2 separate regions of the Mus musculus genome follow, and region 2 is linked to region 1. The links are chromatin loops, found by intact Hi-C in ENCODE. Cell type or tissue: left cerebral cortex. All regions are shown on one strand. Links, peaks and the distances in the headings refer to the core of each region. The heading gives the core; the rest is flanking DNA. Region 1 overlaps Orc5 (origin recognition complex, subunit 5). Region 2 overlaps Reln (reelin).

What was found. Hi-C counts contacts between places; a loop is a spot of excess contacts. Peaks named below come from ENCODE experiments on the same cell type or tissue, not always from the same donor. Only the 100,000 strongest peaks of a DNase experiment are listed, where the experiment ranks them.
Region 2: it touches region 1 in a loop (3-fold over the local background); 15 of 42 quality-filtered maps call a loop at or near these places.

The regions. Positions count from the first base shown.
Region 1 is chr5:22,502,742-22,515,530 of GRCm38, forward strand. The region is part of intron 12 of Orc5 (origin recognition complex, subunit 5); the gene reads right to left. Among named protein-coding and RNA genes, the nearest start is that of Gm22887, 26 kb to the right of the region's middle. In left cerebral cortex, for the core only: a CTCF peak has its summit at 9,273 (motif pointing left); DNase peaks (open chromatin) are centred at 6,003 and 9,337.
Region 2 is chr5:21,927,788-21,940,576 of GRCm38, forward strand. It overlaps Reln (reelin), which reads right to left. Exons shown (of 65, transcript NM_011261.2): 47 at 4,913-5,053; 48 at 3,571-3,748; 49 at 1,277-1,470. Among named protein-coding and RNA genes, the nearest start is that of Slc26a5, 69 kb to the left of the region's middle. In left cerebral cortex, for the core only: a CTCF peak has its summit at 5,745 (motif pointing right); DNase peaks (open chromatin) are centred at 5,747 and 6,046.

The DNA.
Region 1 (12,789 bases), core at 1,700-9,699:
AAAAATGCAACACATCCTGTGTCTAATACTTGATTAAAAATTATAGCAGCAGCATATATTTAGGCCAATGCTATTTAGTCAGTGTACATAGCAAGAGAACAGCTTCATATAAAAATCTGCAGACTAAATTCCAGAGTAGATTCATTTATAAAAGTTAAACCAAAAACCTCTACCAACCACCTCTAAACTAAAATACTTGAAAGAATGTATATGTCAAACGGGTTAATGTTTAAAAACCGGTACAGTCACATCACAGAGCACTAAGCAATAAAAACAAAGAAAGGGGCTGGGGAGATTGGTCAGTGGGTAAGTACTTGTTTAACAAGCATAAGGGACCTGAGAGGTGGTTAGGACTCCCTAGCACTCACACAAAAAGCTGGTGTGGCAATATGCACCTGCAATCACAACTCTGGGGAGAGTAAAGACAGGGATCCCAAGAGTGTGATGCTCAGCTAGTCTAGTAAAATGGCAAAAGATCATGCCTCAGAAAATAAGGCAGCGTGACAGAGGAAGACACCCAACACTGACTTCTGCCAGGGACACCTGTCACATCTACACAAAGGTACACGCACCTATACAGGAGCCCACACTATTGATACATGAAAGATGAATCTCAGCTACCACAGACTGGGAAAGACAAGGGAGACTTAAGGGTATAGCTGTCAATGAAAAATCGGTAGATCCTTATAATGATGAAAATGGTTTGTACCTTAATTGGAGGAGAAAATGTCTCTATGGCCAAATGTAGAGATGTATATAAGGATGAATAGATGTAGGGAGAAACACTTGGTGGTCTGTCCTCAGGGTTCTATCCTTAGTACCCAAACCAAACAAACATTTTAAAAATTAGCGGGCCTTGCTGCCCACCCACAAAACAACAACCCCAACAACACCAGTCATATAGCAAATGTGTATGAGAAGTGGGGCAGTTAGAATAAGATCAGCAGACTACATCAATGCCAACTTCCTGACTGGGATACTTTTAGCTGGACCTTGTGCAAAATGTCCCTGCTGAGCGAAGTCAGTGAAGGACACACAGGAAGACAAGGTCTGGAACACCATTTACAACTGTAGGTGAATGTATAATTATCTAGAAAGAAAGTTGAATGAAGAAAATATAAGTGAAACAACAATATGAACTAACCAGTACCCCCAGAGCTTGTGTCTCTAGCTGCATATGTATCAGAAGATGGCCTAGTCGGCCATCAGTGGAAAGAGAGGCCCCTAGGTCTTGTAAACTTTATATGCCTCAGTACAGGGGAATGCCAGGGCCAAGAAGTGGGAGTGGGTGGGTGGGGGAGTGGGTTGGGGAGGGTGTGGGGGACTTGTGGGATAGCATTGGAAATGTAAATGAAGTAAATACCTAATTAAAAAGAAAAAAAGAAAAATAAGTACATAAACGCTCTTCTGTTTCACCAGGGTGCTATGAGGAATAACTAATAAAAATGACATGAATGTAGCCGGGCAGTGGTGGTGCACGCCTTTAATCCCAGCACTCGGGAGGCAGAGGCAGGAGGATTTCTGAGTTCGAGGCCAGCCTGGTCTACAGAATGAGTTCCAGGACAGCCAGGGCCACACAGAGAAACCCTGTCTAAAAAACAAAAAAACAAAAACTGACATGAATGTACTTATATTAGAATGGAAGTGCCATATAAATACTAAATAATAAAAAATCATAAACATACAACAAGGGGTGTGTGCATAGCAAACAAGTATGCTTTTGAAATAACAGACAGTAAATACAACTTTTTTTTAAAGAAAGAAAGAAAGAAAGAAAATATAAACACTGATAAGATATTCAGAGACCCTAAAAACCATTACCTTTATTTCAAAATCTAGGAAGATACAAAAATCTTTCAAAATTAAAGCATGTTGGGACTATATTTATCAAGATTTCTAAAACGTTTGGGTACAATATGGCCTTAGGTGGGAAACAGTGATGTAGCACTGGAGTAGGTTTTTAAGCACATAAGATCTTCCACTTAAAGAACACAATTGGTTATGGTTTTGAAGCCTGCCCTCAAGTAGGGCTTTCAGTCAAACCCTCCATGCAGTGAGTCTACACTGCTTTTCACAACTCTGTCTGAGTCTGGAGCTATGAAACATTATTTATTTATTTATTTATTTATTATATGTAAGTACACTGTAGCTGACTTCAGACACTCCAGAAGAGGGAGCCAGATCTCATTACAGATGGTTGTGAGTCTGGAGCTATGAAACATTATTTATTTATTTATTTATTTATTTATTTATTTATTTATTAATTATATGTAAGTACACTGTAGCTGACTTCAGACACTCCAGAAGAGGGAGCCAGATCTCATTACAGATGGTTGTGAGCCACCATGTGGTTGCTGGGATTTGAACTCCGGACCTTCGGAAGAGCAGTCGGGTGCTCTTACCCACTGAGCCATCTCACTAGCCCCCGAAACATTATTTTTTAATACTACAGGAGGATTATAGTAAACCCAACCTGAGTGTTTCTCCCCCAGTTCTTACCTTTTATTCTATTCTTCAAAATGGCGATTTATTTAAGAGCTATAAAGACCACTTAGATTTTAAGTATATTAATAGAAAAATTTGTAGTGTAAAAATAATTACAAATTATTTTTGAAAAAAAGAAAATTCTGAGGCGACTGCTCCGGGCTAAGACACTTGCTACTCTCAACTCCAAGAAGCATACTGGGAGGTGCACAACAGTTACAGGAACCACATTTGCTCTTCTGGTCTCACTATGCACACTAGCACGCGCGCACACACACACACACACAAAATCAATACAGCTTTAAAAAGGAAAATTTGCACTGGCTCACAGGACATGGAAACCTTAAAAAGCATACCATAAAAGATGTTGAGGTCCCAACCAGCCACCCAAGGCCAACTAGTAAGTCTTAAGTACTTAATGTCTCCATCCAATGAAAAAGAATACAACATACACGCCATCCTGGGGGTTTACTAGAAACACTTTAGAGGTCTTCCATCAAGGCTTCAAGTTACGCATTCCACGTCAGGACTATTTTATACTACTAGTGCTTAGCCAAAACAGTGTCTGACTTTAGGTGCTGCAGACTATAGAAATGGTTTGCTGAGACTACTGGTTACAAAGACACCTTAGTGTTAGCCTGTTTTTCTCTTCTTTTCTCTCTCATCCTCCCTAGAATGAACATTTCATTAGGTACTTTATAATGAACTAGGAGACATATACGAAGATCTCTAACACAAATGGTCAGTATGTAGGCAAATAGATGCTTACTACCCAGATGTCACGATCGTACGCTGTACACATTGAATTATCACACTATATTCCATAAATATGCTGAACTATGTAGTGATTAAAAGTAAAATATTTAACATTAAAACCTGAAGTATATAACCTTTTTCCTTTACTTCCTCATATATTCACAAAGAAAATTTAAAAAATAAAAACCTCTCTATATATATACAATATTTTTGACGTATGTCTTAAATGGGGCCATGCAATCCTTGTTCAGTTCATCTCTGCTGTGTTATTGTGTTCTTTGTTCTCATCCAGGAAGGAGATGAGTTGGTTATTTATATCTTAACAATAGGAGTTCATGTACCACAGTGAAGAGTTTTTTCCTTAATCTGAGAGGCAGTCACTAACAAGCTTCAGCTGGAAATGCTTAATGTAAAAACAGTGTGAACCTGTTCCTGGGCTAATAAACTGTTCTTTCTGCCAACAAAAGGAAATCAATTTACAACTGTAATTAATTTTTAACAGGCTCTTTATTTTTATACCTTTATTGGATGGTATATAGGTCAACTGAATTATGAAATACCCCGTATCCTAATTGTTCTGAAAAACCTTTAAGATCCAAAACATATTATTTAAATAAACCTAATATACGAAGTATCAGTGTGTGAACTCCACACAATTCAGCAAGTGTCATAACTGGTTAGTATCAAAGGTTCTGATAGTTTGTAGCATAAGTTAACTATTCATTTTAGATTTTTAACACATACACAGAGACACACAGTGCACAAGTGTACACACACACACACACACACACACACACACACACGTGCAAAGTAAATGAAGCACTAGAAAGAGAGCAGTTCAGTTTAAAACTGCCACGGCTTTTTTATTTTTACCCTCGAAAAGGAGGAACATGGTCAAATAAGCCAAAAATGGTATGCAATTTATGTGTGTGTGTGTGCGTGCGTGCGTGCGTGCGTGCGTGCGTGCGTGCGTGTGTGTGTGTGTGTGTATGAATGAACTAAAAGAAATGCCTCTAATCCCTGGAAATGGTTGGTAAGCTTTAATAGCTGGGAAGGTCCTAAGAATACATAAGGAGAATGGAAGTCATTCATTTAGGGACACTGCACATGGAAAAGTCTACACATTCAGGAAAGCTGGAGAATACACAGTAAATGGCAGCACTTAGGTGTGCATGCTCCGCCAAGGACACATGATTCTGGAGTAGGGATGGATCTATGAGCAAACGGGGCAAAGTGTGCACTTCCTGAGACATGCCATGAAGGGGACAGACCATGAAGCATAAACGAATTCAACAGTGACAGAACACTGAATGGCAGCAAGACAAAGACAAAGAAACTTAATATGACATCAGAGAGGAAACAGCTTCTTGTGAATGGGGTGGAGAAGAAAAATGGGGGGTCAGACTGAACAGGGACTTACAAGAAAGACTATGTAATGGAGAGGTAGTTCTTTAGATAATGTAACATGTTAAAAAGTATAAGCAGAAAACAACAGCAAACATACAAGAAGAAAGCAACAGGAATCAAATTCAGTTTGTAGGGTTTATGCTGGTGCCTTTGTGTGAGGAGTGTGGTGGCGAGGAGATCAGACAGGAAGCTGGTGTGTCCTAAGAAGTGCCACCAACCACTCAAGGCGCGTGCTCGGAAGCAGAGTAAGGGGTACTGAGCATCTAGGAGAACGCTCATCAGATGTGGTCAGTTAAAAGAAAAACTCAAGTTATTTCTCCATTTGCTAAACTAAAAACTGAAAACATACTCTTACTTTTTTCCCTTTCCAGGGGCACGGACACACACACACACACACACACACACATGCTCAGTAGAGGGTGGATGAAGGAAGAGTGCCAGTTTTACTTTATTTCCTTAATGTGCAAATTTGTTTATTTTTATGACCAGTTTTGAAATATAAGACTGAAACTCCACAGAACGTAAGGAATGGCCAGATTTATCACACCACTGTAAGATATACTCGGGATGTTCAGATCATTTCAAGTTCAGTCACTAATGTGGACGGAGAACTTGAGAAGAAGGGACAGAAACACAGTGTCCACACACAACCCACACCCAAGCAGCATCTGACACCAGGGAATATGAGAGGCAGCTCGGCCTAAGCTCATTCTTAGTCTGAACAATCAGCTTGTTTACCGACCACTCTAAGGATTCAACTGTTTACCAACATGCCGAGGGTCTGAGGCTGAGAGAGCAACTAGTTTCTAAAAGTGACTTGGGCCCAAGAACCTTAATTTTCTATCCAGGAGAAAGGCCAGCAGTACTATGTCTATGAATGTGCTGGTGTGGTAAGTCTATCGATGCCTGGTGTGACCAATCTCCAAAGAAAGAACTCCAATGAGCTGTATGCTAAAATATCACGGGAAACTCCCATAAGGAGCACCAGTTACTCTATCATGTATTTACAAGTATTTGAAAATGTAGCATACATTTCCATAATGGAGATTATCCCTAATCATTTCTCCCAATTCAAACTCCCTTTTCTCTTTTAAAACAATCTAGTTCTAGTCACTCTAGCAATAGTATGGAATCTCTTAGATATGCATGTTATCCTGTGCCCGGAGCATAATGTTAACGAACAATATTAGCATTCCTTAAAACGACAGTAGAGCTAGTGAAAAATCATATATCAACTTCACCATTTCCAATCAAAAGATATCCACATCCTGCTTTAGAACAGCCTTCTGAGGTAAGGAGCCTGCTGCACACTGGTGGGTGGTACAACAGTAATATGCCCACGCCACGGGTAGAAGGAGAGTTGAGAATCTCATCTGCTGCACTAGCGGAGGCTGAGCATCCTAAGTGGTGGCTCTCTTAGCTGCCAGAGAAGGGCCAGCCTCTTTCAAACAGCATCCCTGCTGACCTAATTCTTTATCAGCAAAGTAGACATTAAGTGAGAGCCTCTGCAGTACTCTATATGGAGTGGATGCTACACACATCTCTGCTGTGGCTAGGGGGTTGGGGGGTGGGGAAGATGTAGTAAGCTTAGGATAAGTTAGCATTTAGCTATTTTTCTGTGACTCACACAAATTCACCTGAATAGCTCAAGCACTTGAGTGAAGCAGAGAAATAACAGAGAGCACTCTCTACCTCATCTTCATGCTTAGTATCAACACAAGTACTTTTAAAGATGGTCTCCACTTACGTCACCAAAGTTTAAAGTCTAAAAAGATAATGCTCTGACTCAAAACAGTTTATATGAACATCTGACAGCAAGATTTTAGAATGTTATCTTTTGTATGTACAAGGTAATATACCATATGTCAATATATGTACTAGGCAGTCTTTTAATATATTATTTCTAGTGTTGCCTGATAGGACTTAATAAATATAATTACTTTTTATAGAAATATTCCAAGAACTACCATATAATATGTAAATTATTTTTTAGGAGAAGTAAACTACTTATAAAAATCAATTATTTGGTTAAAGTGCTTTTGGCAAAAGATTAAAGATACCTGAAATATTTTCAATGAGGTTAAGAATCTAATTTTCATCCTAAGCTCTGAAACAGTAATGCAGCCTTCTAAGGAAAGCTATCAAATGCATACTAAATCATGCAAAAAAGGTTGTTTATATTTCTATAGTCTATAATTTATTATATATAATTTAAAAGCTCCAAATATCAACTGAAATTGTTTGATGACATAAATGTATACGAGCATTAACAAGCCTTAGTTGTAACACAACTGTCAAACAGTTGCTGCCCCAAACACTACACTCAGGCCTGTCGGAGGGAAGACTGAACAGATTGATCACTCCACAAGACTTGATTCTCTAAGCCACCAAATGTCAGGGACTACTGAAGTAAAGGAAAAAGCCTCTAATACTAAATTCACCCAGTCCTTAAGCAGGGCAGGGGCTGATTTCTAGTGTTTGGGTGCTGTATCCTTCAGCATTGTTCTGCTCTCTACAGAGCAGATGAAAGGCTGAGAAAGCCACAGACACAATTGGCTCCTCTTTTATTTTCTTTATCCAATACAGTGAAGTGTAGCAGACACAAATATCTATTAGATAAAATTTTAAGCGAACAAAAAAATTCAATTACAAGCAGGAAGAGGTGTTAACTTTGAAATCTAATTAAATTTTATATGCTTCAGGACAGGAAAAAAAATTAAATAGCTCCCATTTAAAACAAATCTTAAAATAAAACAAATACAATGCATATGTATGTGCATTTGAAGGAAAATGTCAAACTTTTTTTTTGGGGGTAAAATATCATGTCAGCTCTTGCAGCAGCAAAGAAGTCTTCCTTGCAGTTATGGTGAGTGAAGGACAGAGCCCCTGCCTGACACTCTGCTAGTAAAATGCTAGCGCCATTCTGTGCTCTGAGCTAATAAGTCAGATGAGCAGAAATCTTAAGTTTATTTAAATACAATTAATTGAACCTTTGGGAGAAAAGATTAAGCTTTTAGTACAAAAAAAGAAGTGTAGCAAATAAATGCAAATATATCCTAATACATAGGATAATGTTAAATAAAAACAGAGAAAGCAGAAAAATCTATTTTAATAAAAATAAAAATTTATATAGTAATTCATGTTCCAAACTGTTTTCAATAATTTTTCCATAAATAAAAATAAATCTACAGGAAATTCTGAATGTTTTTATTAAATTATGTACAACTCAATATGAAATCATGCAGAAACTGCATATAACTGAAAATACACCTGCCAGCCGGCATGCTGCATGAAACTGTTTTAAAAGATTTTATTGTTCCCTTACCTTTCACCTGTTTCTTGATATTAACTCTTAGCACATCTTTATAACTGCCATGCTAAATAATTACATGTACGAATCACAATATTATCTTAAATTTATTGTTCAAAAATGAATAAAATAAGATCAATGTTTATGTAAATATGTACAGTTCAACGTTTCTACTTCTTAAAAAAAAAAAATCACAATTTTCCGTTTCAGAATCACCTTTACAGCTTGGTGAGGATGGCTGTAGAAATGAACGAGCAGCTCCACCCTTAGAGAGAGAGCGAAGCAATGCAGCTTTAGATTGTAAAGTAAGTAAGACGTGACGGCTGGGAAGAACTGCACTTCTGTTCCTGTTTTAAAAACAAATGTTCCACATTTTCCCAATAAGTTAATAATTTTTCATCAAACAAGGGAGAAGAAAAAAAAAACAGAAAAAAAAATCATAACGCGGATTTAATATGCTTGTGGAGAAAATAACTTGATATTTTATCTTTGAAGAGGGCCTTTAAAGGTCCTACCTGATCAGATTAAAAATGTGAAGGCCACCGGGCAGTGGTAGCACATGCACTTGGGAGGCAGAGGCAGGAGGATTTCTGAGTTCCAGGCCAGCCTGGTCTTCAGAGTGAGTTCTAGGACAGCCAGGGCTACACAGATGAAGGCAGTGCCCATAAGGTTTCCCCATTTGCTGAATGGATGTGGTGTGATGGCATGGCACATCTGTTCCAAGCATGGGACCAAGGAGAACAAGATAAGACAGCAGTGCACATCTCTGTCAGCCGCACCATCCGCACAATGGGAAGGCGTGCACACTTACCTTACTGAGAACTCTCAAGCTCAGCCTAAGAATGACTAAGAGGTGCATAAGGATAAAGATCAGGTGTGACTAACATCTACAGGTCTCAAACACTCGAAAGGTTTGCAAAATACAGGAAATCCCAACACCCACCCACACAATTTAAAATGCTCAGTGTGCTCCTCCCGCTGCTCATCAGACATGAAAGCATTATAAAGTATACTTGCTACACTGAGTAGTATTACTGTCAAGAACTATTTTCAGATCCCAAAACCTTAAATCTTACTTACACGTTATTTTTGTGGTTTCAATACAGAAGTGATTCAAATGAAATAAAATAAAAATCAATTTATCTTTGTGCTAACTTTAAATGTATATACCATAAATGATTCTGCTTTCACTCAAACAAGCCAAATGTGGAAAAATTTCAAAATCACTTTCTTTATAAATACCAGGGACAATGTTAAGTTAAAGCTGGGTTCTACAGAAACTTAAAGCTACAATACAACAACACTGCCATCTAGAGTCCATATCAAAACGACCGTCCAATACAAATGTTGGTGATGTGTGTTAAGTTTAAATTGTGCTTCTGGTGGGCAAGCGTATTTGACAGATGAATAAAAGGAGAAAGAAGGAAACGGAGCCGCGCTGACATTACTGCTGACCGAAGGCAAAGGGAAGTGACACAACCTCCTTGCTGTCTCACGACCAGATTCTGTTCTTGAACACTGGGCATGTTTTTTCTTTTCTCAGATAATTTATTGACCAGGCAGAAGCAAAGGTCAAATCCTTAAGCCTAGGTATATTTAACCTCTTGGTTTTTCCTATATTTTATATCCTAATAATTAGAATGACCAAGTTCCAAAAAGATTTTATAAACAAATATATATGCATATTCATTTATATGCTTTCACTATCCGAAACACTATAAATACTAAATGTTAATAAGAAGAGGTAACAAAAGATGAACAACTTCCACTGCCACAAGTTACCAGATAAAGACACACTCTGAGCCAAGCTGTTCCTAACTATGTTAGTACCAGTGATGTACACACAAGGATCGGCGACACTGGTTATACTGTTCATTAGAGTCAAGACCCAGAACTTGGTAAATCTCTACATCAGAAACCTCTCACTGTATGTAACTTTTATTTTTCCTTAGAGAGTAAAACTGCTGAGTCTATTTCTAAACAAATAAGATGCCCTGGTAACTCGAGGCACAGTATACAAGGCACAAGGTGTGCTGTGTGGCAGGGTGACACCTGGAACAGCAATAGTAGCAGAAGTGTTGCAATGACGGCTACACAGACACTATTACCACACAGCCACATCCAATGCCACCCAAGCTCCTAGAACAGCAGCCACGGACAAGTGTTTCCTTGCTTAGTCCCCTAACTTTGGTCCTCCCTCCGACCTCTGCCCTTCTCTGAACTGTATCTAAATGTCAACTGACTGCATTGCCTTTCCTTTCCGCACAGTTACTGTTTAAGTCGGCTCAAGCTTTCCAGTCACGCTCCACCCTTCACCTTAGCTGCCACATCTTTCCTACAATGCAGAAGTAACCCTTTTCTGCTTTTAGTCTCTCATGAGCCTCTCCAGCCTCCCACACGCTCCTTTACAGCCTTTTAATACTATTTTTATGTATCCTCCCCTTCACTCTCCCTCTTGCCCAATTAAATTGCAAACTCCCAAAGGAAAAGTTTAAAAAACGTATCCTTGTTTAGTTCTCAAAAAGGTAATTGGGGGAATCTAAGAATTATAGTCACATACACTGTTAACGCTGCTTCTTTTCTGCTAGGAAGTCCTCTTTCTTCTCTTCTAGCTAAGCTGACTTTGTTTAAAGGTAACAGTAGCACCTGACGTCCATTTCAGTTACTGTAGTAGCAGAAACAAATAAAAACCATGCATGTTGTATAGAGAAAGTTGCTAGCAGTAATAAAGGCTGGACATGTGCTACAAACGTAGGAATCCAGAACTCAGAAGTTTGGAGATGCCAGTACCATGAGATGACCACCAAGAGCAGCAGCAGCAGTGGAGTACAGGCATCTGGAGCCTAGAGGATGACGCGTGTGCTACAAAGGGCATGGCTGGAGAAGTGACCCAAGCCCTTGGAGGAGCCCAGAAGATCGTAAGTTGGATCCCAGACATTGGACGGTTGGAGCTTGACTTTTGCTTTTGATTGTGGCTGTGCCCTGATATTTTCCCTCTTGAAGGAAGAAACTGTTTTAGTGGAGCCCACAGTTAAGAGACTTTTAATTGTAAAAAGACTTTGGATTTTAAAAGAGATGGATATTTTAAAGAAATTGAAATTTTAAGAATATGTAAAGACTGTGGGACTTCTAAAGTTATTTAGGTCTAATCCTTAAGCCTAGGTATATTTAACCTCTTGGTTTTTCCTATATTTTATATCCTAATAATTAGAATGACCAAGTTCCAAAAAGATTTTATAAACAAATATATATGCATATTCATTTATATGCTTTCACTATCCGAAACACTATAAATACTAAATGTTAATAAGAAGAGGTAACAAAAGATGAACAACTTCCACTGCCACAAGTTACCAGATAAAGACACACTCTGAGCCAAGCTGTTCCTAACTATGTTAGTACCAGTGATGTACACACAAGGATCGGCGACACTGGTTATACTGTTCATTAGAGTCAAGACCCAGAACTTGGTAAATCTCTACATCAGAAACCTCTCACTGTATGTAACTTTTATTTTTCCTTAGAGAGTAAAACTGCTGAGTCTATTTCTAAACAAATAAGATGCCCTGGTAACTCGAGGCACAGTATACAAGGCACAAGGTGTGCTGTGTGGCAGGGTGACACCTGGAACAGCAATAGTAGCAGAAGTGTTGCAATGACGGCTACACAGACACTATTACCACACAGCCACATCCAATGCCACCCAAGCTCCTAGAACAGCAGCCACGGACAAGTGTTTCCTTGCTTAGTCCCCTAACTTTGGTCCTCCCTCCGACCTCTGCCCTTCTCTGAACTGTATCTAAATGTCAACTGACTGCATTGCCTTTCCTTTCCGCACAGTTACTGTTTAAGTCGGCTCAAGCTTTCCAGTCACGCTCCACCCTTCACCTTAGCTGCCACATCTTTCCTACAATGCAGAAGTAACCCTTTTCTGCTTTTAGTCTCTCATGAGCCTCTCCAGCCTCCCACACGCTCCTTTACAGCCTTTTAATACTATTTTTATGTATCCTCCCCTTCACTCTCCCTCTTGCCCAATTAAATTGCAAACTCCCAAAGGAAAAGTTTAAAAAACGTATCCTTGTTTAGTTCTCAAAAAGGTAATTGGGGGAATCTAAGAATTATAGTCACATACACTGTTAACGCTGCTTCTTTTCTGCTAGGAAGTCCTCTTTCTTCTCTTCTAGCTAAGCTGACTTTGTTTAAAGGTAACAGTAGCACCTGACGTCCATTTCAGTTACTGTAGTAGCAGAAACAAATAAAAACCATGCATGTTGTATAGAGAAAGTTGCTAGCAGTAATAAAGGCTGGACATGTGCTACAAACGTAGGAATCCAGAACTCAGAAGGGAAAGGCAGAAGGATGGTAAATATAGTAGGGGCAACATGACAAAACCCTTTGTCAACAAAAGAATCAAGCGGGAAGGTACTAATGACGTCTATGCTTGAGTAAATAAGGACCAGAGCTTCAGAAACCGCAAGTTTAAAAAAAAAAAAGCACAGAAAAAACCTTTTAACACAGATTAAAGATGAATTAAGTTCTTAAAACTTTCAGCACCTGCTAATTGTTTATACAGCCTAACAACTGACTAGAATACCTTCCTTCAACTTCAGACTCTGTACACACTAACTTTCTATAGATGTTCATATAAAGTCTTATGTTATAAAGACAATGATCTAGATCCGATGTCAACAATGTTGAGACTACAATCTATTTTTGGTACTTTAAGTCTTTAATAATTAAAAGCTACTATCACATGTTGTAAAATCTGACATCTATCCTGAGATCAAATTTATAGTGAAATAATTATTATGTAAGTTTAACTACTTACATAT
Region 2 (12,789 bases), core at 1,481-9,480, 580 kb before region 1:
ACTCCTCTGCTCCATCTTCTCCACAGGTTGCTGAGCCCTGAGGGGATGACTCAGCATTCTTTTATTCCACTTCCCTTGCTTTATTCCTGCTGTTGTTGAGATGGGGTCTCACTGTGGTGTCCATTACACACTCTCCAAGGATCTTCCTGCCTCAGGCGACAGTTACCGAGACCTCAGGCGGCACCACCTCATCCGCCCCTCAGACTTCTAAATGGCTACAATGACTGCTTTTTGGTTTTCCTAATACGTTTAGAAATTCATACATGATGGCTGTTTAGGGTTTTAAAAGGATTTAATATGTCCTAGGCATCTTAAGGATATTCCATATTACTGTTTTCTTGTATATACTGGGTAGGTATTTTGTAAACAAATGTTGTGCTTCTCCAAATATTTTTGAAAATATCATATACTCAGCCTCCACAGCCTTTTTTTTTTTTTTTTTTACACTAAGTTTATCTACTGTTGGCATTATGATCTAGCAATTAATTTTACTCTCGGGTGTGAAAGTTGTTCTTAAAACACAAAACAAAACTCTGATTAGTGATTGTGTAGCTCTCCCTGTTTTTGTTTTTTTGTTTTTTCCTGTTTCAGAGGTGTCCTTTACTAATGAGTAAGCTGTAGTCCCCCCGCCCAGTCCCTGAATGCCTTACTAAGCATTTTGACTGGTTACTGGAAGCCTTACTAAGCATTTTGACTGGTTACTGGAAGCCTTACTAAGCATTTTGACTGGTTACTGGAAGCCTTACTAAGCATTTTGACTGGTTACTGGAAGCCTTACTAAGCATTTTGACTGGTTACTGGAAGCCTTACTAAGCATTTTGACTGGTTACTGGAAGCCTTACTAAGCATTTTGACTGGTTACTGGAAGCCTTACTAAGCATTTTGACTGGTTACTGGAAGCCTTACTAAGCACTTTGACTGGTTACTGGAAGCCTTACTAAGCACTTTGACTGGTTACTGGAAGCCTTACTAAGCATTTTGACTGGTTACTGGAAGCCTTACTAAGCATTTTGACTGGTTACTGGAAGCCTTACTAAGCACTTTGACTGGTTACTGGAAGCCTTACTAAGCACTTTGACTGGTTACTGGAAGCCTTACTAAGCATTTTGACTGGTTACTGGAAGCCTTACTAAACATTTTGACTGGTTACTGGAAGCCTTACTAAGCATTTTGACTGGTTACTGGAAGCCTTACTAAGCACTTTGACTGGTTACTGGAAGCCTGACTAAGCATTTTCCTCACTATCCTAGTTACTGAAGGTAGAGCAGATACAAACCCAGGTTTGCTGTACTGGTCATAGAAAATCTCCATCAGCAAGTTCCAGGTGATGCCTCCATTGACAGAGTACTCCAGCAGGACTCCCTGGTTACGGTTGCTCGGCGTAATGAGGCATCCATACATAAAGTAAAACTGGATAAACTCAGCATTGGTGAGGTTCAGATCCACAGTGACTAACAATCGGCTGCAGCCCTAAGGAAAAGAAGCAGAACAGGAAAGGAACAACAGTAAGCAATCCTGATTTCAGGTCCTGCAGATCACAGCTTTTCTCTTTCTCTCATTTAAATATCGTTTCTGTAATTCAAGGCTCATGATTATTGTTATTATCTCTCTTACACTTATCTGACTGTACTATCATGTGTTACACTAGCTTCTAGCATGATGCTCTGCTCATGTTTGCTGAACTTTCAAATTTCAGTACCTGAGACATTAATATAAGACTCATATACTTACATTATATCATATATCCTAAGGAGGTTCCATATAAATATTATGTATATTACATATTATATAAGCAAAGTAAAAGCTGGAATTAGAGTAAGTATGCAAAGTTTTTATTAATGTATTTTCAACTATTAGCATTTTCTAAAATACCAGTTATTAATGAAGTAACATTTTGACCTAATTATTTATTTTACTTTATTTGCATCTGTGTGTATAATGTTGGATCCCCTGAAATTGGAGTTACTGACAGTTGTGACCCACCATGTGGGTGTTGGGAATCAAACTCAGGTCCTCTGGAAGCACAGCAAATGCTCTTAGCTCCTGAGCCATCCTCTAGCCCCCAGACATAACTATTTTTAATAAAATATTAAAATTAGCTACAACTGAAATACTTATATGATTTAATTACAAGAGAGTTGCAATGCCCTTTAAAATGCTTTAAAATTTAATTATTTATTTAAAGGAGTGTGGTTGTTTTGTATGGGTACACATGGGTGTATGTTCACATGTGTTCACATGCATGCAGAGGTCAGAGGTAATTGCTGGTGTCTTTCTCTATCACGCCCCACCTTTTTTTTTTGAGCAGAGTCTCTCCTTGAGCCTAGAGTTCACTGATTGGCTAGACTTGCTGGCCAATGAGCTCTGGAGATCTTGCTGTGACTAATTTCTAGCCCCAACCCAACCCACCCCTGCACCTGCACTAGGGTTACACAGGCTACCAGGCCTTGTTTTTACATGGATATTGGGATCCAAGTCTTTATGCATACAGGCACTTACTGACTGAGGCATCGCTCCCCAGCCCCAAATGCCATTCATTTAAATAATCAGAGCTAATGTCATTTATATTAATTATAAACTAATCTTGATAAGTAGGTATTTGTCAGTTGAACATATGTGGACATCTGGGCCACTCCCACTTCTACCTGAGGTAGAAGAGTATCTTGAATTCTAGTGTTGTCAATTATAAAAAAATCATTATGATATATATCATCATATATCATATATATCAAAGTATATATATATATATGTATATACATATATATATATATATATATATATATATATATATATATATGTATATGCTTTGTTACTCCTGGGTAGAGTATTAGATATAAATAATGTAGGACTACTTCTTTGGCACCAATATAAACTCTGTGATAGAGTATAGTTAAAATAAAGAGTTGAGTGTGAATTGGTTATTTTTTTAAAAAATGAATTTGCCTATCTAATCAATGTACTAGAGATATTTTGCTGTTAAAAAGGTAAAATTTAGCAGCAAGATAGAATGAATATAATTTTTCCAAAAGAAAGTTTTTAAATATTGCTTCTGCCACATACAAAATAATATGCTCCAAATACAAATGTTCAGTAATAATTGATAATTACTAATTACTCTTCCTGGAATGATTTATATAAAAGTTGTTAATACATTCAAGAAACACTGAAGTTCATTTCCTACATTTTTACTCTTTAATCCCAAATGTGTGGTGAGCACAAGTGTTTTCAATTATAGCTTGATCCAGTTAGAACCCCCCTTAACCCCAACACACATACTGCACAGGTGCCCCTTTCTCAGGATGGAAATCTATGTAAGTCCTTTAAAGATGTGTTCTTAAATAGTCCCCATGCTGACCCCAGCTGAGTCTTTAAATAGTCTCAAATATTTGGTAGGAAAATACCGGAAATGTTCAATGCTGTCTGATTTGTGTAAAGTTCAAAGTTTGGATCATGACTAAGCATTGAGGGTAACTGCATCTTGATTGGCTGATTACACTTTAAAAGGAACTCATGGGACTTGTGAGGAGCTTAGAGGGTTGACAGAAGGGAAACCATTAGCCCAGCCCTTACCCCACTGAAATGGAGAGCCAGGCCGGAAGCCACAGCCCCACACACTGTACTCAGCTTCCCACCGCTCACAGTCAGCCAGTTCTGGTTGGAGGGGGCTCGGTTGAAGTTGTCTTTGAGCTGGGTGGGAAGGGAGGTCTCAGGCTCATCACAGTACAGGCCTCCCCACTGTTCATCACAGCTGGATGTGGAGAAAGAGAAAGGCAGAGTCAACATCAGAGAAAGCCCATGAGTATTCCCATGTTATGGAAGCCAACATTTTTAGGAAAAGACCCGGACTTTTTAGGATTGTAAGACCGGAAAGGTTACTACTCTTTAGAGTTGCAGCTCTTTGCTAAAGATCACCTGCTTTCTTTAACAACACTGTAGGTTGAATTAACCTCCTCCAGGCTTGGTGGAGGGAAAGAAACAAGTTTAAACAACGTACTAAATGTGAACAGGACAGCAGTCGCCCAACCACATTTCCGGGGATAATAATGTATGGAATTGGTCTCTTTCATAGGAGTTTGCAGTGATTTAAGAACCAAGTGGCTGTGTGCTAAACAGCAGCCATGCTTTGGATAATCATTGCCATCCCTGGACAGAGTTCTCAGCTCTCTGTTCAGGGATGCTGCCCAGGGCTCTTCAGAGTCATCCTGGATATGGAATACAATCAGTGATCAAGGGCCGGATTTTTCCATGTCTATAGAAGATTAGTCGAAAAGATCATATGCATTCTCTATTAGCATCCGTACACTCAACCAAACAGCACAATTTTAGAAAATGAAACATAAAAGGCTGTAGTACGTGTGTATGTGTGTGTGTGTATGTGTTTGTATACGTGTCTATCCAAATGCTTAAAATGTAGATTTCCCCAAAGTTGCTAAAGATCTATGAGAATGCTATGGAGGGTTCTCCGTGAAATATGCTTCATAAATTGATCAGATATGTTTGTATCTGATATATGTTTATTATATAAAAACAACATTAGAGTTATCAACTACATCCCAACAAATGCATGTTCTTACTTCTATCCAGACTTAATATATTATTTTTGATGAGAATTTATTGAACTCCTGAAACTTTTCTATTATATTTTTCAAGGTTCAAATGCATCACAGAAACAGAAGAAAAATGAATATTGTCAATTACAGTTCAGCTTTCTCTTGACAATGTGGCTGTTGCTCAGGTGCTGATCACTAAAGGAAAGTAGTTACACTGACTGTCAGTTCAACTCTTAGCTCAGTACTGTGTGTCAGGAAAATGAAAAAGCTAATCACTTGGGGAATGACGACAAAACCAGTTCTAGAAAGGCCCTGGATGGAATAAGCCAAGATATTTAGACAGTAGAAATATTCCGACTTACACACAGCTTCCCTGGACGCATCTCCCGTGGCCACTGCACATGTCTAGGCAACCATCCCCAATATAGACATTATCTATTGCCCAGGTCTGCTGCTTGTCAAAAGGCGCTGGCTGATGCCAGCGGAAACGAGTGGCTTGAGACCTTGGAAGAAGAAGAGATTTACAATGAAGAAAATGTATTCTAGTAAGCTGGAAGAGGGCAACACAGAGGCACACATTCCCAGTTCTATTTCCTAAAGAACATTCATTATTGCAACAGTCCATGCAAACCCCTGGTTAACAGTACTAAGCCAAACACATAAATCAGCATGGATTTTGCTCCCGGGATCTTGCTGGGTCTTGTAAAAGAAGACTATATCATAGGCTAATCCTAAAACCAGAAGCCTTAGGGGGACAATAAAGGTCTGGGTTTTGCAAGGAAGTCATTGTACGGAGACATCAGGGCTGTAAACTGGGAGAAAGATGCCTGTCCTTGAGCGGCTGTAACCCTTCTGCCTGTAACTTAGAACAGAGTGTGGCTGGGTTTCATGTTCTTCCCTGCTCTCCCAGGCACTTGCATCTGCCTCATTCTGCATCCAGGAGCAGATCTCCTAATGGAAGCCTCAGGGACAGGAGAAACGTAAAACAGAGAGATCACTGAAACCCTAGATAATTATATATGGAGAAGAGAGGGGGTAACAAAGCCTGGCTTATTGTAGGAAACAAATACATGTAACCCAGAAGTTCTCCATTCCAGAATCAGCAACATCTCTCCTTCACCGTTTGGAAAGCATCCTGTTCAGCAAACAAACAAACAAACAAACAAACATCTTCACAGCCACCAGATGGCAGTAAGACCCAAACAAAACCCAGCCCACATGCAAACATTCAAGACTTGTAGAAGAGTCAACTGTGGTTACTGAGCCATGGACATTTTATACTAAAAGACTTAATATTTTGAGTGGGAGATATGTGTTTCAGGAAGGGGAAAGAGATGAAATAACAGCAACAGCCTTACATTTTCTAATTGAAGATACATACATAAAATTTGTCCAATAATCAAAAAAGGAACAGCCTAGAACTAAGATTTTCATTCTGGAACACAGCCCGGTCCAGTGCATGTCCTGAGCATCTTGGCAGGAGCTGACTTCTCACAGCCCTTGCTCTCCAGCTCCCACACACCCAGCAGAGGCGTCTCCTCGGCTCACATCTTTCACTTCATATTGCATTGAGTTTAAGCACCAAGCTGTCCTTGGTCTGTGGGTGAGCGGGGCCTCTCCTCTGCTCCCTTCTTCTGGCCATCTTAAGGATTGCTACTCGCTCCTTGAGGCTTCCAGAGTACATGAAACTCATTCCCACCTTTCTGCATTTGTGTTTTCCCCTGGAGACGAGCACGCTCGCGTTCTCTCTCTCTCTCTCTCTCTCTCTCTCTCTCTCTCTCTCCTTGCTGCATGTCCTTTAGGGTCTCACAGGAAACGTCAGTCCTCAAAGAGACTTTTTTTCTGACCCTTTTAAAAATCGCATTTGTCTCATAATATTCAGACCCATGGCAATCTGCTCTTCTGTGGTGTTTAATACAGTTTAGCATGTGTGTGCATATGTTTCAGGGCCACACAGTTCCTTCCTGGCACATTAAGTCATAAGGCAGCATGTGGGGCAGGCAGATCCTTTTGGCTCTACTCTGAGTGGTGCTCTACAGGGACAGGGAGCTGATATTCAGGAGCCACTGTGTGCACAGGGAGCCATGTTGTATTGATGCCCGCCCCTACCGCTGCTGTAACATCAGCGGCTCTGCTCTTATAAATGACTGAATTTATTACTATTCTGTTTCTGTATAGCAGCATCTTGTAACACAGTGGAGCACCACATTCTCACAGCTCCTAACCATCCATTCTGAGATGGAGCCAGCCTGCACATCATTTATTCTGTCTTTTGATTTTATTACAAATTTTCTGAAGTGCAAGGAATATTGTTTTGTGTCCTCAGGGCTTATCAATAATAAGTAGTAAACTTCCCCTCTTCCCCAATATCACACATGTTTACTAAAGCCCTTGTCACCTTTTTATAAAGCAGTTTCTTTTGTTAATTATTCTCTCTGTTCATCATTTCACTGTCTGAGGCTCTTATAAATGGAATTTCATAACCATCTACTGAAAGAATATTAAGTTGACGGCAATAAAGATTCTCAGAAAGAGCAAATAGAAGGCATCTTGCAGGTGCTGAGGGGGGAACTGGGGTGAGTGGCGCAGGGACAGCAGTTTGATGGATGTTGTAGGAGAAGGCTAGAGAGGCGGCACGGGCTGCCTAGCCGTGGTGGCTTTTTGATGACTGGTTTTGTTCAGTCACAGTCTGGGCAGTCTCTGAACAGAAAGGCTGCACAGGAGATTCAAGAGCCAGATGAATTGCTGGAGGTGACGGCTTTTGTGGAGAGTTCCAGCACGGCCCCCTTTCAGTCTATGCCTCTCTCTCGAGTTCCATAGAAAAGGAGTCAGTAGGAGACCATGTGAAGATTGTGCTGAAACTCAGTTGGGCAACGGGTCTAAAGATAAGTGAGCGAGTGCTCAAATTTGTACTCTGGCATCAGTGAGCCTGTGTTCATGGTGAGCAAGTGAATTATTCCGCCACAATGAGGAGGTCAGATATGACAATTTCCGAGCCCCCTTTGAAGTGCAGTGGTTATATATTCTTAGGAACAGCGATATCTGGTGGTCACATACTCACAGGCAAAGGCACCATCCATTATTATTTTATAGGAGGAAGAAGCACTTTCATTAAAGGGAAGCAGTGCAATATTGATTCAGAGAGAGAATATGGAAGTTGAATTCAACCTCTAAGCCTTTCCAATGAAGCAACTTATTCCCAGCCCTGCCTGGCCTCACTGCGAGAGGGGCCAAATCACTTAGATCTACAAGCTGACACTTTCCCATCTGCAAAGCTCAGAAAATGCTGCTTCCTGACTCACAAGGGTGTTGTGAAAATTAATTAGTTGTTCATGTTTACCAAGACCTACGAGTGCTCTGTCGTCTCCCTCGGCAGGTGTCATTGCTTATCCTGAAGGTCCCGTCTAATGATGGCCGCTACCAGCTGCTGCTTCTCCAACTTGGAGGAAAAAGGGCCCCAGAGCAAATTTCTTATTTTCACATACCCTTGAAATCTCTCCTTTTGATTATTTTCTAAGTTTATACCATTTCCTTCCCATCAAGACACTGGAGGTGATTCCTAAGTACAGGGTAGTAAATACCAATTGCTAAGTATTAATCTGTCACTGCAGACACCACGCCATGCACCTCCCCCAGGATGTGGCCATGCCTTTTAACAGGTTTTGGTACACATTTCATACTCTTAGATTCTGCAGGGTGACTCCATTTACCCACAAAGACTTTGCTGCCATCGTCCTAACGGGAAGAACTCCTTTGAAAGAAACCACAGCTAACAATCCCAGTCTTTCCAATCTTACCTGATATTACATTTACCCTCAAAGAGATACATACAGTTCTCAAGCTAACTCTTAATCTGCTGATGAAGATGGTGAGGCCCCGTGCCTTAGTCACGCACTGATTCACTAATAAACCAGTTCACAAGGCAAGGATCACTTGACTTATTACACACACACACACCCACACACCCACACATACACACACACACTGGATATATAGTGTTTATCTAGCCTCCAGGATTACTTTATTACCACTCATAAAAAACAAAAACCAACGTTAGCAAAATGAGCATATATGAGCTACTCCACTAGGCTTGTCTTTTCTGTGGAGAAGAGCCTATAGCGACCTTCACTGTATGTCGGTACAGCCCTTGAGTGGGTGACATGGGGACAGCCTGGCTACTGAGGGGAGGAAGAGAGCTGGATCTTTGTTGGGGGTTGGTCTGATGCTATGTATACAGATGCCGCTGACACTCCATCAGCAAAGACAGGAGCTCAGTGATGTGGTCTGCAGGAAGACAGAAACCAAGGCAAACAGCTGAAACACTGCAAGTGCTGGCATTCCCGGCAGCTCCCTGCCAACCTCAGGTCCTTGACCTGACTCAAGATTTTGGAGTACTTCTGTTGGTGCTGAAGAGTGTATGTGTGACCAGTCAGGGAGTGGTATACCCCAGAAGCCACCAACTCTCTCTGTCATCAGCTGAGAAAGGGCCCCATGGCCTGCCCGACAAAGGACAATCCTATGCCACAACACTCAGTGAGACTGGAGATAAGAGAGCTTAAAGGGAGCTTGAGGCTTAAACTATTCTGATTTATATCCTGAGTTGCAAAAACTTTATGACACTTTGTGAGACCAGGAACTCTGAGTGATGAATATTGAAGAAGTTATGAACAAGAAATTGCCATCTTTAGCTGTGATAATTACATCACAGCTGTCCAAAATCCTCTTCCTGTCTAGTAATGTGCGCTGAAATATTTTCAGTTAAAATGCTATGATGTTTCGAATTTGCATCAAAACAGCATGAAGTTGGAGTAAGTGGGCTACTCTGGAGTCAGTGTTGGTAGTGCACCGACTAGCTACTGAGTACATGGGAGTCTCTAACTCTGTATATTTGCTTTTTAAATAAGCAAAAATGTAAGGCAACAAAAATCCCTTTAAAAGCACAGAGAAGTTTTAATTTCAGAATTCAAAGTAAAAAGGAGGAGCTTTCATCTCTAAGTAAACTCACTTAAAAAATTAATTGTGCTAAAAATCACAGAAAGCAATAATACAAACTATAATATTCCACCGGATAAACCCCCTGAGGGCCTCAATAGGCTGGACTGAATATAAGAGATTTCCTCTATCTAGCTTTCAACTTATCTTTTCAGTGGAGGATGACTTATATTTAGCTGTTAAAGAAATTAAATAACTGACACATATGTACAAGACCAGTCAAACATCACATTCTCTGGAAAAAAAAAAAACAAACTTGGTGCTAAGTCGGTAGTCCACACGGCTCCGAGGCAGCTGAATCTCTGCTGTAGAACATGGCATAGTTTTAACCTGTTTAACACGAGTGCCAACGGAGCAACATAGTCAGTATGGGGGATTCAGTGGTACTATGGCTTATACAAAATTACTATGTTTTGTGGACTCAAAATACCAAGAGACTATAGTAGTGATGCTCAAAGTGTCAAACAACACAGGAGAAGGCGGCCTGTGCCACCAGCCCAGCGTCTCTCCAGCTGGTTTTAACGTGGCACACGCTGTTCAGTCAAGAATGCTTGAACAATGAAGTCTCTAAAACATCCTGTTGTGTTGGAATAAAAATGGGCAGAGTCCAGGAATCTCTTTGTAACAAAGTGAACTCCAAGCTCTCTGGGATATTTGAAGACCACAGTCAGTGTTACACTTGCTGGTCTGGTTCTGCGTCTTTACTCTGGGCGTACGTGGGGATCTCCCTGGAAAGTTGCCTTCCCTTTAACTTTGCTTTGCAGAAGCAAAGCCCCTTTACCACCACTCCTGCCCCTCACACACTGGTCCTTTCATGTGCTTTTCGTTTCTCCGTTAACTTCCCACAGATTTTTAGTCATTTCCCTTGTGTGACTACGGCCAGCTTCCAGCATGTGTGTTGTAGTTAATCTTTAAGGAAGGCGGCTGGGTTACTGGGCCAGCAGGAGTGGATCATTTTCACCATGACTTAAAATAGCCAAGTCTCACCTGAGCTGTACTCTGGCCACTCCCTTCTGCCCTTTCTCGGTGGATTTGAGTTACCTGCCCTTCCAGTGACTCCCTGGCTCTCAGCTGCACTTCTAGAACTATGCCACTTGAACTAACTTGCTATTTTTAAGTTGGTTGGTAATGAGGAGGAAGGCAGATTTGGGTTGGGGGTATGAAAATGATTTTGAAATCATCCTGTCTATCTTTTAGTCTTTTTCAATAATAAGTCATATAATTCTATTCCGTTTTGCTAGGACCATATCTCATAGGCAAACGGTAAAGGCACATCACTAATACATGGTTACGTCTGAACGAGTTATCTGACTCTTATCTGGTAGCTCTGAAAACTATTCTTATTGAGACACTAAAAAAATTGAAAAAAAAAAAAAGAAAATTTGAATCTTTTTCTTCTTGTCTGTGACTGATGTCACTGATCTTTCCTGCACGGCAGTCACATCTCACATAGCAATCACATAACTCGTGACAGCATGCTCTTCTGACTCTCTGTCTTCCTGCCTCCTCTGTGAGCCGTTCCCACTCCGCTGTTCTCTTCCGGTGAGCAGATGCAGCTATAGCATTATGAATAGAATTCCAACCTCAAACATGGGAGTCTCCCTTTCACACGCAATGGAGAAGTTAGTGTATACACGTACGTGCATGAGTGCGTGTGAAGGCCAGAGAACAAATTTCAGTGTCATTTCTCAGGAATCCTCAAGTCTGTTTGTTTGAGTCAGGGTCTCTCATTGGCCTGGAACTGACTAAGTGATTGTCCAGTGAACTCACAAATTCAAATCTTGGCCTCAGTGCCAAGATTACAACTCTGTCATAATGCCTGGCTTTTTTCCCTTGGTTCTGAGACTCAAACTCAGGTCCTCACGACCGCACAGCAGGAACCTTTGCCAGCTAAGTTATCTCCCCAACTCCATGTTCGTGAACCCTATTCTCCTGCCTCGCTTCAATGCTTTTTGTAAGTAAACCCAACCCACTAATGACCTCCTTCCACTTTCTACTGCGTCAAACAGTAACTCTGAGGCGCCGCCACGTGTCCTTGTCGACTTCACTTGGATCCCTTGATTTGGAATGTTCTTCTCTTTATCCACGGAATTCTTCAAAGCCAGGACACATCTCTACACAAAACTCCCTCTGGCTCTGACTTTCAATACAAACTCCCAGTTCTCAACATTGGTGGCACTTCTAGTCCGTTCCCCAGCAAAGCGCTAAGTTATAAATAGCAGGAGTCATTTCCAGTTCCCCCAGTAGGTTCTAACTTTGCGGAGAAGGAAGCTAAGAGAGTGCTACACCGTTACGGTGGGCTCGCTCTTGTGAGGCTGCACCCACGCTTCTTGTTCATTTTGGTTTTATGGACGGGTTTCCAGGGAGAACTGACTTACTTAACCACTGCATATGGCCAGGAATGAAGATAAGAAACTATGCCAAGGTCTTTTTTTTTTTTTTTCTCCACAGCAGTGCCTGGAGCAGAGTATGTGATATCTTGTGTTTAGTCTCAGGTTTGCTTTTCAGGAAGAAGCACATGAATCCATTTGTTGTTGCCTGTCTGAGAGCAGGGGTCGTCTTCACTGCTGCCCTTTCCCTCCACGTACAAGGTCCTCTTCAGTGTCAGGCTCTCAAGCTCTATAGTCTTCATTTCTCTTTATGTCCATTGAGAACATACTACCAGCCTCTGTCTGCCTGTCTGTCTGCCTGTCTGTCTGCCTGTTGGTCTGTCTGTGTCTCTCTGAGAGGCTTTTCTCTTACCCTTTCTCATTGGCTGTCCAGTTAGAATAAGTTGTTCTGAATTTGATGCTTGCTAACCATACCTCTTTATTCCTGCATACTTCCATGGACTTGTAAGCATTCCTATAACTTAACTCACCCTTCTCTTCGTGGTTTGACCCCTTCTTCCATCTCTCTCTCTTTCCTCCCTTCTGTTTCTGAGCTCAGACACACCAACAGTTGCCTGGAACACCTTTGCCCTTACTCTTTACCCAGTTCCCCTTCAGATCAGACCCAAGTTATTCCTTTCTCACAAAAGCATTCTCTGGCCTTCCTAACCAAGTCATATTTCCTTGTGATAATCAACCTTAGTATATCATATTCCAATATTCCATCACATCACAGCTAAATAATATTGTTAGTTCTGAGTGCCGGTGACCTCTGGGGGATACTTCTGCCTTCTACTGAACTGAAAGAACTTTGAGACAGGGATAGCCCCAGCACACACGAAAGCCTAGGAAACAATCAAATAACTAAAAGTATTTTT